Linked DNA regions of Homo sapiens: region 1 is linked to region 2. A link is a contact called in ENCODE Hi-C or POLR2A ChIA-PET data. All regions are on one chromosome and are shown on one strand. The core of a region is the stretch at or near the end of the contact, and the rest is flanking DNA. Distances in the headings are between cores, read along the strand shown. Region 1 holds the start of CORO2B (coronin 2B). Region 2 has its middle 68 kb from the start of CORO2B.

Region 1 (5,990 bases), core at 1,749-4,248, 67 kb before region 2:
CAGAGCTCCTGCAGTCCATACCTAACCCTGGCCCAGAGGACTCTGCCCTGAGGGGACCTGATACAAGGACTAAGGCATTCGTCCAAGGGGCAGGAAGTTGGGACCCAGCCATGACCCTCTGCCTGGAGAAGCAGCAGCAGAGAAGGCTAGAGCCCTAGACACTGCCCTGGGAGCTCACTCTCGAACCCATTTCCTCCCCTACCTACCGCTCCCAGTGTGTCAGCAGCGATCCTACCTCTCACACCCTCTTTAGGGTTCTCCTTCATATCTGTCTTGTAAACAGACCACCCCTCAGAGAACAAAGAGTCTCCCAATCTCCATCAGAGGTGACTTTCTTGCCAGAACTGAAGCTGCACCAAGGCTCAGCAGAAGAGGCCCTAGAGATCATTGGAACCAAGTCTTACATTTGACAAATAGAAAAACAGAGGCCCAAGGATGGAAGTGACTGGTCCAAGGTCACACAGCCTGTTGGTGGCTAATTTAGGACTAGGGGCCAGGCCTTCAGACTTCCAGAGCATGGTGGCTTTCCCTATGGTACTGGAAGAGCTACTACCAGCGGGCTTGTAGACAGCAAAGCAGTCCCCAGTGCCTTTCCTGCATCCCTCTTGCTCTCTGTTCCCCACAAGAACACGCTGGTCTGTGAAGGGCCAGCAAGGGGAGAGAAGATAGGGTTAAGGTGGGGATTTTATTTAATCCCCTGAGCTTGCTTAAGCCAAAGCCACATTGGTTAGAGCAGGAGGTGAGCGACATGGAGGGTTTGTTGGGGGCTGGGTATGGGGGTGGAGGAGTGTTGAATAGTTACTGGATACCAAGAAGCTAGGCCTGCCAGTGGGCTTAACAGGTAAGCACCCACTTTCATGGACTCCCTGTCCCATCCCTGCTTCAAGGTTCAGGTCTCCAAGCAGTGCTCCTCTACCATGGAAGTCCCCCAGTAGCCAGGATGCCCAACGATGCAGAGCAGTGCAAAGATCACTGGCCATAGATTGAGACAGACTTGAGGGCAAACCCCAGCTCTGCCACATACATGCTGTGTGACCTCAGGCAAGTCATTTCACCTCTCTGAGCCTCAGTTCCTTCCACTGTTAAAGAGAACTGAACACACCTTCCTTGCAGGCCTCCAGGGAAGGAAGGCTGCATGAGCTCGCGCACAAAAAGAGACACAGGGGAGGCGCTGAGTTAATCCTCAGCGCTATTATTAAAACCTCACACCCTTTCTCTCTCTAGCCGGGCCCATCCATTACTCCTCTGTCCCAGCCTGCTTGCATCTTTGACATTAATAACCTTAATATCCCTCCCAGCTGAATAGCATTTGCATCATTTCAAAACCCTAAGCATCTTACCCCAGGTGGGCCACAACAGCCCTGCCAGAAGTAGCCAGAGCTGAGGAAGCCCCTGCACCCTCAAGTTCATCTTCTCACAATGCTCCCAAGTCCCAGAACCAGGGCCAATGGCAAAGTTTGGAGTTGGGCCCAAGAATCCGCACAAACATTCAGTCTTGGGGCAGACCTCAGGAGGGCAAGGGTAGGCCCTGGCTTACCAGAAGGAGCCAAAACCACCCCACCTCCATCACTTGCACCCCAACCCTCCATCTGGCCCCACTGCTCTGACCCTCCATCTGACCCCACTCTGGGCTGCCGGTCCCACTTTGGCCTCCAGCTCCCCAATTCTGGGACCCAGCTGGGCAGCTGGAAAGGGTGGAGTCTGGCCCTTGAATGGACGGCCAAGCCCGAGGCCACCGCCAGACTGTGAGCTCAGTACCCAGACAGATCTCTCTGAAGAGTGTGGGTTCACACCCTTGATGTTATTGGTTCTTTAACAGCCTGTCACAACCCAGGACCCATATTATCACCCTCACAGCACACAAGAAGAAACTGAGGCCCAAAGTGGACCCCTCCCCGACCAAGGTCATCCAGGGGATCTGGGATAGAGCTGGGATTGAACTCAGGTCTCCCTGGTCCCTTGACCCTGGCACTTTCCACTGCCCCATCATCTTTCCTCTTAACTCTTTCCTCCCTACAACTAGGAAGCCCCTGAAGTCTCTCCAATAAACGTGGGCCCCTATGACAAGGCCCAACAATCATCCTCCAATATGGGGGCTGCCAAGATGCCCACCTTTGCTTCCCCTGTCACATTCCCTCCCCACATCTTCAAGCCAACCACCTGGACCTGCCCTGTCTCTGGTAGCGGCTCCCGGGACTGGGCAGCGCCTTCTGCACAGAGTGGCTTTGGAGTGGAGCCAGCGCTCCCGGCATGGGCGGCAGAGGCTGGCAGGTGGGGTGGGGTTTCCCCTCCGCTGGCCTCCTCGGGGCGGCAGGCCCATCCCCACACCCACTGCTCAGCACCAGCCCCTGCCAGCGACGCTTCCCGCCGCGCACTCCCTGGAGGGACACCGCTAGCCGCCCAGCCCAGCTCTCCAGGGGTTAAAAATGCAGCATCCCAAACAAGGGTTAAAAATGCAGTCCCGGGGTTGGGCCGGGCGCGGAGGGATGTTGGCCAAACCGCCGGGGCTGCCAGAGCGGCATCCTCCCCCTGGCCTCCGCAGTCCTTGGGGGCCGGAGTGACTCGAGCGGATCCGGCAGCAAGAGAGGCGCGCGCCGCACCTTCCCGGCACCGGCGCCCCCTCCCCACACCCACACCCCCGCGCCCCCCGCAGCCTAGCCCGGGGGATGCAGGCGCCGGCGGGTCCCGGGCGCGGCGGGCGAGCGGCGCTTACCTTTGTGACAGTCATGCAGAAACTCCGCGGCGGAGCGGGGGCGCGGGCGCGGCGTGCGGGGGCGGCGGCGGCGGCCCGGGGCGGCGGCGGAAGGGGGTCCGGCAGCTCCCGGCTCGCTCCCCGCGCCCCGCCGGCGGCTCGGCCGAGCCTGGGGGCTGCGCTCCGGGCGGGCAGCGCGCAGGGACCGCTCGTCGGCGCTCGCCCGCCGCTCGTCGCTGATGTCAGCCCCGAATGTGCATTTATAATAGATGAGCCTCCTTCGCCGCAGGAAGGCGAGGCAGGAAGAAAGGGAGAGAGGGAGAGGGCCCGGGCTGGGGGGCGGGGGGAGGAAGAGGGGCCGGGAACTCGCTACAAAGGAGGAGGCGGAGGGAGGAGGAGGAGGAAGCGCAGCCCGCCAGCGGCCGTGCCCCGAGCCTCCCGCTCGATCGCCGGCCGCCGGGCACCGCTGCTCCCGGAGTCCGGACGGGCGCCCGGGTCCGCGGCCTTAACCCCTTCGGGCCTGCGGACGCCACGCGGCTGGGCGAGGCTGGCTCCCGGCACCTGCCGGCTGGGAGAACGGGCGGCGCCCCGGGCTCTCGGGTGTCCCGCTGGCCCGGGGACGCTGGTGAAGTCACAGGCTGGACGGCCGAGGCGCTGCGCGGGCAAAGAAGGCGGTCGGGTTCGCCCCCTGGAGGCTCGCAAAGTCGGCCCGTGGGCCGTGAGTGTGGCGCGGCGGGCTGGGAGGGGCGTGGCAGCCGCAAGCCCGGGAGCCCTGCCCGCACCCCCACCTCGCGCTGGCCCGGGGCACAGGGTGGCCAGACGGATTTGTGTAAGCACTCTTTCGAATCTAATTCCCGCCGCGATGACTTGCCCGAAGGCCGCCTTAGTGAGTTTTGCAGAGGAGGAAACTGACGATCAGAGTGGGACGGACGTGGGAAGTGACTTAGACCACAGCACAGGACCTGCCTGCCCGAGCCGTTCCTCCCGCTCTTTCCACTCGGCCGCTAGCTCCCTAAGGAACCTCTTGTTATAGAAGCTGCCCTGCCCTAGGACTGTCTACACTACCACTGAGTGCCGCTCTACTGGTGGAGTGATAACACAGGTGCGTCCTGTGTGTTGATCCAATCCTGACTCGGGGCACAGTGTGTCCTGGAGCTGCTGCGGAGATTTGAGGGACAGTCACCTGAAGGTGACCTCGCAAGTCTTGAGAAAGGAGTCTCCCTCCCAAGCACCTGAGCAGAACCGGTTTCCGCAGATACAGAACCGCGGAGAGGGTGGAGGGGAGGAGTTAGCAGAGGTGGAAGCAGAGGGGTTCTCCAAGCAGGACAGCCTGGCAAGCCCGGAAGTGCTGGCTTCCTGCTCCACGGTAATTACCGGTGCAATTCACCTGGACAGCGAAGGCAACGTCATATATGAGCACCTGCTCTGTGGAAAGTGCTGGGGGAACAGAGAGGAGATGGGATGCCTGCCTTCCGGGAGACCAGTGTCTAGATTGGAGCAATAATAATAGAGTAACCAGCCTCCAGGAAGTGCTTTGTGGGTCATTGTGCAATTTTTTTTTTTTTTTTTTTTTTGAGACCGGAGTAGTCTCACTCTGTCGCCCAGGCTGGAGTGCAGTGGCGCGATCTCGGCTCACTGCAACCTCCGCCTCCTGGATTCAAGCGATTCTTCTGCCTCAGCCCCCCGAGGATCTGGGACTACAGGAACGCGCTACCACGCCCGGCTAATTTTTTATTTTTATTAGAGACGGGGTTTCACCGTATTGGCCAGGCTGGTCTCGAACTCCTGACCTCGTGATCCACCCGCCTCGGCCTCCCAAAGTGCTGGGATTACAGACATGAGCAACCGCCCCCGGCCCTGCCATTTTTAACCACATTTTCTTGGGAGTCCTAAATGCAACAGTGTGAGGAAAGAATTACCGTCCCCATTTTGCTGATGAGTAAACGGATTTAGAGAAGGGAAGGGAATTGCCCAAGAGCACACAGTGACAGAGCGAGGACTTGAATGAAAGTCTTCTTAAATCAAGCTCAGCATTGTGCTTTGAATCCGTGAACTGCAGGGTCCATTCCTACTTGCTGCCTTATTTGAGTTTCACAGGTGTCTTAGGACATAGGTAGGCAGCTATTCGTTCCCCAGGGGAGTTCCAGGGACTTACTAAATCTCTTGGGTAGCAGATGTGCTGCAGACCTCAGGCGTCTCCTCTGTGCAAAACCCTTCCTAAGGCATCTTCCCACGTTGCTTGCCTGCCAGGAATGCTCTCTTATTCTTCTGCACTAACTCAAACGCATCCCACCTCTCACGGCACCACCTCCTTGCCACCTCTCCTGACAACTCCAGCCCAATGGCTCTCCCTGTTGCATTTAGTTCTGAGGGTCTGGTCTCATTTTCATGAGCCTCTGAGCACAGAGGCATGCCTTCTCTCACTGTGTACCCCTGGGCACATAGTAGGAGCTTAGCAAATATTTAATGCCACCAAGAACAAATCAAGCAAAATATACCTTTAACCTGCAGCAGAGGAAATTTAAATTAGGCCCATGAAAGCATTTCCCACCAGCGAGCTGTCCAGCATTGGAAGAGTCAGATTCCCTGTCTCAGCTGTCTTGGGCAGGTCAGCCTCTAGCCAGAAGGATGGAGCTCAAGACCTTTCCAGGGCCCTTCCAGCCCTAGGACCCCATCGGAAACCTTTAAAGGGCAACTCAAGGACACCAGTCACCCTGCACCCATGGCTGTGACTTGTCTGTCCACTTTTATATCTTACAGAGATTTCAAATCCCAGATTGTCATCCTGAGCTCCCAGCATGCCTCTTGGCACCTTTCCCGCCATCCGCCGTTGTTGTGGGCTCTGAGAATGAGACAAGTACTTAATAGCAGCTTGAGCCAAATGTAATTAGGAACATCAATCTGCTGCCCCCAACCCATGTGATGTTCTCCAAAGGCAGAAGGAAAATGTTTCTGATCCCTCCTGTGCTGCTGGCTCACCTCTTCTGTCACATCTCCCCAGGCAGAAGGGAGGTCTAGAAAAGCAAGGGCAAACTCAGACAATGCCACATCCCCTTGTGCCCAGTCACGGCCTCTGCATGTAGGAGATACTGAGAAATACATGCATTTTCTTTCTTTCTTTCTTTTTTTTTTTTTTTTTTTTTTTTGCGACGTAGTCTCACTCTGTCACCCAGGCTGAAGTGCAATGGCGTGGTCTTGGCTCACTGCAACTTCTGCCTCTCGGGTTCAAGCGATTCTCCCACCTCCACCTCCTGAGTAGCTGGGACTACAGGTGCCCGCCACCCCACCTGACTAATTT
Region 2 (6,695 bases), core at 1,684-4,183:
GGATCTTGAGCTCTGCTCTCAGCAGATTTCAGATGTAACCATTTGTTAACTGTACTGAAGGCGTGTCCTTAAGAGGAAAGTGTTCAAATTAAAAAACTGCTGCCAGAAAAAAATATATATATTATCTGACCTTTAAACAAAAAGGTACTATGCTCAGAGAAAGACATGGTAAGAGGGCAGCAGATGGCAGTTTGATTTTAATGGAAGAAGTTGGAAGAATGATAATAATTTTCCCATTTTTCTTCACAGTAACAACTGAATGTTTTATAAGACCCAAGAAACATTATAAGGAGAGTATAAGAAAAGTATAGATGATTTCACTTATTACCCTAGTTACAACCCTTCATAAAATATGAGTAAATTATTTTTAAAATAGCAAATCATGACTAAGAAGGGTTTATTTCAGGAATTTAAGAATGGTCCAATATCAGAAAATCTATCTGTGTATTTCACCACATTAATAAACTAAGGGAGAAAAATCACATGATATCTAAACAGATACAAAAAAAATATTTTAAAAGTTCAACATCGCTTTATGATAAAAACTCTCAGATACTAAAAATAGACAAGAACTTCTTTAACTTGAGTATGGCTCTCTACTAAAATCCTACAGTAAATATACCTAAGAAAATGTTTAAAATTTTAGATACATTCTTCTTATGTTTAGGTACAAGACAGGAATGACTATTATTATTCAGTGTAGTACTAGAGGGCCTGGCCAATGCAATAAAATAAGAAAAAGAAATGAGGATTGTAATATAACTGTCGTAATGGAGGAGCTAAAACTATCAACTGTGGATAATATCATGATCTACAAATAAAAACTAACAATCCCACACAACTTATAGAGCTATGATAAATAGTTCTTCAAGAGAGCTGGTTAGAAGATCAACCTAGGTAATTCATTAGCACTTCTCTAAAATAGCAGTAAATTAGAAAAGTAGAAAATAAACTTCTAGTCAAAATAGCAGCAAATTTACAAGTCATCTAGAAAAGTGTAAAATTAACAAGACATTTGTGGATCAAATTGTAAAACTTTATAACAAAGATAAATACTAACTGGAGGCAAAAGGTAAATCTAAAAAACTTATAGAAGACATACTAAGAATAGTAAGACAATCCAAGAATATCTGCGACTGCGGGAATGCTTTTGTTTGCAAGGCCCCAAGGGTATAAACTTTAAAAGAGAAAAGTGATTATTTGTCTACATCAAAACTAGCATTTTTGTTCAATAAATAACACAATGTGCAAAGGTAAATGATAACTTGGGAGAAAACACTTTAAATGAATAAAACAGACTAGATCTGAAAAAAGACATAAGAAACTCGCAAATCAACAAGATGACACAACCCAATGTCAATCAGGAAACTTAGCTTTGAGAGAAAAATGGAAGGAAGTGTAAGAGCTAATACACAATAACATTTATGTCAGTTAAAAACATATACACATAACAGCACTGTATATTTCCCATGTCTCTAAAAACATATATTAGATATCTAAAGAAATGTATTAAATACATTGGAATTAAACATGGTTCATGCTTGGACTGAATGAGGAGAGGAATTAGACTACTTTGGGGGATAAAAGCAAAAAGTAAAACAAAACAAGACGGGGATGTATTTTCCTATTGCGGTCATAACAAATTTCCACAAAATTAATGGCTTAACACAACACAAATTTATTACCTGACAAGTGCTGGAGGTCAGAAATGCAAAATCAGTTTCACTGGGCTAAGGTCAGCTGTCAGCAGGGCTGATTCCTTCTGGAGACTCTGAGAAAAAACTGGCTTCCTTGTCTTTGCCTTTCCTTGTAGAGACTGCCTGTATTTCTTGGCAGATGACCACTTTCCTCCCCTCTCTAGCCAGCAGTACTGCTTTGTCACATCTCTCCCTCTGACTCTGCCTCGGGCCTCCCCGTTATAAGAACCCTTATGATGACCTTGGGCCCGCCCAGATAATCCAGTATCATCTCCCATCCTTCACTTAATCACATCAGCAAAGTCTGTTTTGCTGTATGAATTAATACATTCCTAGGTTCCTGGACATGGAGACATTTGGGGGGCCATTATTCTGCCTACCACAAGGACCTTGCATGGATAGATAATGATGGGATCCCAGGCATCCAAGAGAGTAATTTCCTTCATTCTCTGTAGTTCAGGGTTAATAGAACAGTGCTCTGTCGGGAGGGCAGGTGTGCTGGGACAGTGTATGTTATTGGAGCCGTGTCCCTCTTGGAAGGCACAGCGTGGCTTTCCTGAGGCTGTGAAGTTTGAGCAGATCTCTGAAGGATGTGTTGGCATTTGGCAGGGCTGGGGCTGCTGGGATCGAGCCTCTCTCAAGGTCTCTGTGCTCCCAAGGCTCTTGCTGTCCCTGGGCTGCTTTGGAGGGATCATTTGCTCACAGCTCTGTCCCCACTGCTGGGCATGGACGGCTCTCAGAGGAGCTGCCGCCTCCACCTCTCCTCTTTCCCTTCCTCTTCCGTGGGCTCCTTTTCTCTGCGGGTGTGGCCTCCCAGCCCTCTCTTCTCCTTAAGGGCTGGCACCTTTGTTTCTCCCTCTCTCCTGTTTTCAACCTCTCCTCTCTATCCTGTTGGGGCTGCAACATATTCACGTCATTCTATCTCAAAGACAAACACACCAGCCTCCCTCCATTCCTCATTCTTCTCATCTCTGAATTCTCTCTCCTTCCCTCTCCAGCCCAGTTTCTGGGAGAGCTGTCTGCACACACAGAGCTCACTCCCACACTCTCCACCACAATGTGACTTATGCCCCCTGCTCTCATAATGAAATGGTTTTTGCCAAGATTACCAACGACCTCCTTGCCAATACATTCCAGGGACATATTTCTTCTCTCATCTTCCTTGGCCCCAAGGCAGCATTTGACACCGCTGGCCATTTCCACCTCGCCTGGCACTCCTTGCTGGGCTTCCATGAATGTCCCCTGTGGTTTCCCCTCCCCTTCTAGCTGCAGCTCCCAGCCTCCTCTTCCTCTGCTCATTCTGTACAATCTTATGTTCCTCAGGCTTCTGTCCAAGATCATTCTTGCATTTCCCTCTACAGAGAAGCTCCCCAGGAGCTATCTCCATGACTCCATTACTCTTTCCAGGCAAAAGATTTCCAAATCAGTATCTCCAGATAGGCCCTCCCTCTAGAACTCCAGGCCAACTCCAGATGTTCCAGCTGTTCACCCACATCCCATTTGGCTGCCCCTCGGGCGTCTCAAACTTCCCACGCCCCAGAGTGCAGCCATTATCTCCTCTTCCGGCCGCCTTGTTGCTGTATCTGAACCCCAGGAGTCCCTTTTGTTTTATTCCCTCTCCCTCTTCCCCACATCTAATCAGGCACCAGGTCTCCTCCATTCTTCTCCCTGGTGTCTCAGGAGTCACCTGCTTGCCTCCATCTTCCCTGCTGTTGCCACGGCCAGGCCTCCCTCACCTCCTGACTGCCCTCCTTGTGGGCCTCCTGACTCCACACCCTCCACCATCATCTGTGAGCATTGACTCAGGGCCAGGCCTTGTACCAGGTCTTGCTCTAGCACCGACGCATTCTCCACCTGCAGCCCCGGGATCTTTAGAAAACACAGTTCAGATCACTTCACTCCCTACTCTTGGGATGAAGTCTGAATCCTTAGTGGAGCACAATTCTAATTTCATGAGAAAGATAAAAATCAAAACTACGAATAAATCAACACAATCCTGTGACTTGTGCTAAGTATTATAAGTAAATAGGTGATGGGAAGGAGGAATGAGGGGCCACTTACCTTGTGTGGCTATGAAAGGCCTTCTGCAGGGGTGACATGTACACTGAGACCTACAAAGTAAGTGGAAGAAGCCAGCTGGGAGGGAGGGAGAAAAAAGTGGATCTGATCACAGAGAAAAACAGGAAGTGAAGAGAAAGAGAGAAGCAGGGGTGAGGGAGTTCACACAGCCCCTGACCAGTGGAAATCACAGCCGGGCTCAGAATTCCTAAGCCCAGGCCTTGGATGCTATGAGATTCAGCTGCTCTTCCTGCCCTGGGTTCCATGAGATGCCCTGTATCCTTTTAAATCCCCACCCTCATCACCGACCCTTTTGTTTGAGTTAATTTGAAGAACCGTTCCTGTGAACAAAAGGACCCAGATTAGAACACCACCCTCTTTTTAAAATATTTTATTTATTTATTTTTTGTGACGGAGTCTCACTCTGTCACCCAGGCTGGAGTGCAGTGGCGTGATCTTGGCTCATTGCAACCACCACCTCCCAGATTCAAGAGATTTTCCTGCCTTAGCCTTCTGAGTAGCTGGAATTACAGGCACCTGCCATCATGCCTGGCTAATTTTTATATTTTTAGTAGAGACAAGGTTTCACCATGTTGGCCAGGCTGGTCTTTTTTCTTTTTAATTTTTTTTTTTTTTTTGAGACAGTCTCACTCTGTTGCCCAGGCTACAGTACAGTGGTGTGATCTCAGCTCACTGCAACCTCTGCCTCCCAGGTTCAAGTGATTCTCGTGCCTCAGCCTCCCGAGTAGCTGGGATTATAGGCATGCACCACCACACCTGGTTAATTTTTGTATTTTTAGTAGAGACAGCGTTTCACTATGTTGGTCAGGCTGGTCTCAAACTCCTGACCTCAGGTGATCTGCCTGCCTTGGCCTCCCAAAGTGCTGGGATTACAGGCATGAGCCACCACGCCGCGCCCACCACCCTTATGATCTCACCTTAGACGTCACTTCTTCCAAGAAGCCTTCCCTGATGGACCACTCTGGGTTTAGTGCCTGTTATTAATTTTCCAGGGCTGCTGTAACAAAGTACCGTAAACTGGGTGGCTTTAAAGAACAGAAACGTATTCCGTCACAGTTACGGAGGCCAGAAGTCTGACAGCAAGGTGTTTGCAGGGTCATGCTCTCTCTGAAGCCTTTCGAGAAGAATCTGCCCCACTCCTTTCTCTTAGCTTCTGGCGTTGCTGCCAATTCTTGCTGTTCCTTGGTTGGCAGGCGCGTTGCTCCAATCCCTGCCTCTCTCATCACATGACATTCTCCCTGAGTGTCTCTGTGTCTGTCTCTTCTCCTCTTGTTTAAGGGAACCCATCATACTGGATTAGGATCCACCCTAAGGACCTCATCTTAATTTGATTATTTCTGCAAAGACCCTATTTCCAAATAAGGTCACATTCACAGGTTCCAAGGGTTAGGACTTCAACATATTTTGCAAGGGAGGGCACAATTCGATCCATAACAGTGCCCCTTTCCATGGGCTCCCATAGACAGCAGCACTTGTCACACACTACTGCAATTGCTGGTCCACCTGCTGACCTCCCCCTCCAGAATGTAAGCTTTGTGAGAGCAGGGGTGCAATAGTCACACTCACAATTACCTCCCGAGGGCCTGGCACATAGCATATACAAATTATTTTTGAACAAATCCATGATGACACAATGAGGGAATGGTTCTCTGTACCTACTCTACCTGCTTCTTTTTGCTTTAGTGACCTGCCTGGATCTCATGGCCCAGACCCGGCAAATCTGTCAGATCACAGCCACTTAAAACTACAGGGCCTTGGTTTGCAAGAGATGGACAGTAGTGGTCACAGAGCCCAACTCCTTTGACTTCAAACCAGTCTTGACTGGCAGCCAGCTAGGAGCAGAGGATACAAAGGCAAACGCCGCGTGGTCATTCCCAAGCCGACCCGCCTGCAAACTCACTTGGAGGCTGCTGCCAATGCTGCAGGCCCTGCCAGGCAGCTGTGCACGGGAGCCCTGTGCAGCTTCTGTTATCCCAGTGCACGAGCTCACTATTCAGCGCAAAGGGGAAATGCTGTTCGCCAGCACCCCTGAACAGTTATCTGACCTGCTCATTGGAGAGACTCCTCACCAGCTTCAGAGGTGGGGTTGGCACAAGGAGGTGGGAGAGAAAAATAAGGAAAAACAAATCACTTTTACCTGGTTCTCGTTTAGAAATCATGAGTTACTCTCACTGATGTCACCTGTGGGGAGTGAAAGGGAAATTTAGAAGGGAGAAGGCAGCCTGGCTGGCCCCACACCAACTTTCTAAAAGGGTTCACATGAGGGGATTTGGACATCTTTCATCACTGTAAATGTCAACGAAGATAACTCTAGGTAGCAATTGGTTATTCCTCTTGATCTGGAAGCATCACTCCTTTCAAACTGCTTGGTGGGATGTATTGAGGGGGCAGCCTGATCTGAATTTTGTACAAATACCAGTATCATGGGGGAACCCCTAACCAAAGAAGTGCAAACTCCTGAAAATAGTTGGTGCAGCAATGACTGACACAGTCAGTCATAATCTCATCAACTCATTTTCTCAGCAATCTTGGGAGGTGGAAGGGAAGGAGTTATACACAGGGAGCCCTGAGGGCCAGAAAGTGAGATAACTTGTTAGAACTTGGTCCCAAGTCAAGGGTAGAACTAAACTCTGATCTCTTAGCTTCTATTTTCTTTTCTTTTCTCTTTTTTTTTTTTTTTTTTTTTTGAGACGTAGTCTTGCTCTGTCACCCAGGCTGTAGTGCAGTGGCGCGATCTCGGCTCACTGCAAGCTCCACCTCCCGGATTCACGCCATTCTCCTGCCTCAGCCTCTGGAGCAGCTGGGACTACAGGCTCCCACCACCATGCCCGGCTAATTATTTTGTATTTTTAGTAGAGATGGGGTTTTACCATGTTAGCCAGGATGGTCTCGATCTCCTGACCTCGTGATCCGCCCGCC

Evidence for each region. Hi-C counts contacts between places; a loop is a spot of excess contacts on that map. ChIA-PET counts read pairs that join two places held with the same protein, here RNA polymerase II (POLR2A). Pooled maps may share reads with other maps.
Region 1: a loop to region 2 is called in a pooled map of right lobe of liver, with 1.8 times the contacts of the local background. The contact joins the promoter of CORO2B here to the enhancer-like site in region 2. A Hi-C loop is called at or near these places in 1 of 168 maps with a recorded cell type or tissue (endothelial cell of hepatic sinusoid) and 1 of 50 pooled maps. POLR2A ChIA-PET finds 5 or more read pairs at or near these places in 2 of 52 experiments (CD8-positive, alpha-beta T cell and K562).

Annotation. Positions count from the first base shown.
Region 1 is chr15:68,576,001-68,581,990 of GRCh38, reverse strand. CORO2B (coronin 2B) reads right to left here and starts at 2,998. Exons shown (of 12, transcript NM_006091.5): 1 at 2,714-2,998. The coding sequence starts at 2,728. RefSeq lists an enhancer at 1,943-2,810.
Region 2 is chr15:68,507,954-68,514,648 of GRCh38, reverse strand. No RefSeq gene overlaps it. Among named protein-coding and RNA genes, the nearest start is that of CORO2B, 68 kb to the left of the region's middle. Within about 2 kb of position 2,933, at least 5 of the 41 ENCODE cell types and tissues checked have a DNase peak (open chromatin) inside an H3K27ac peak, as active enhancers do.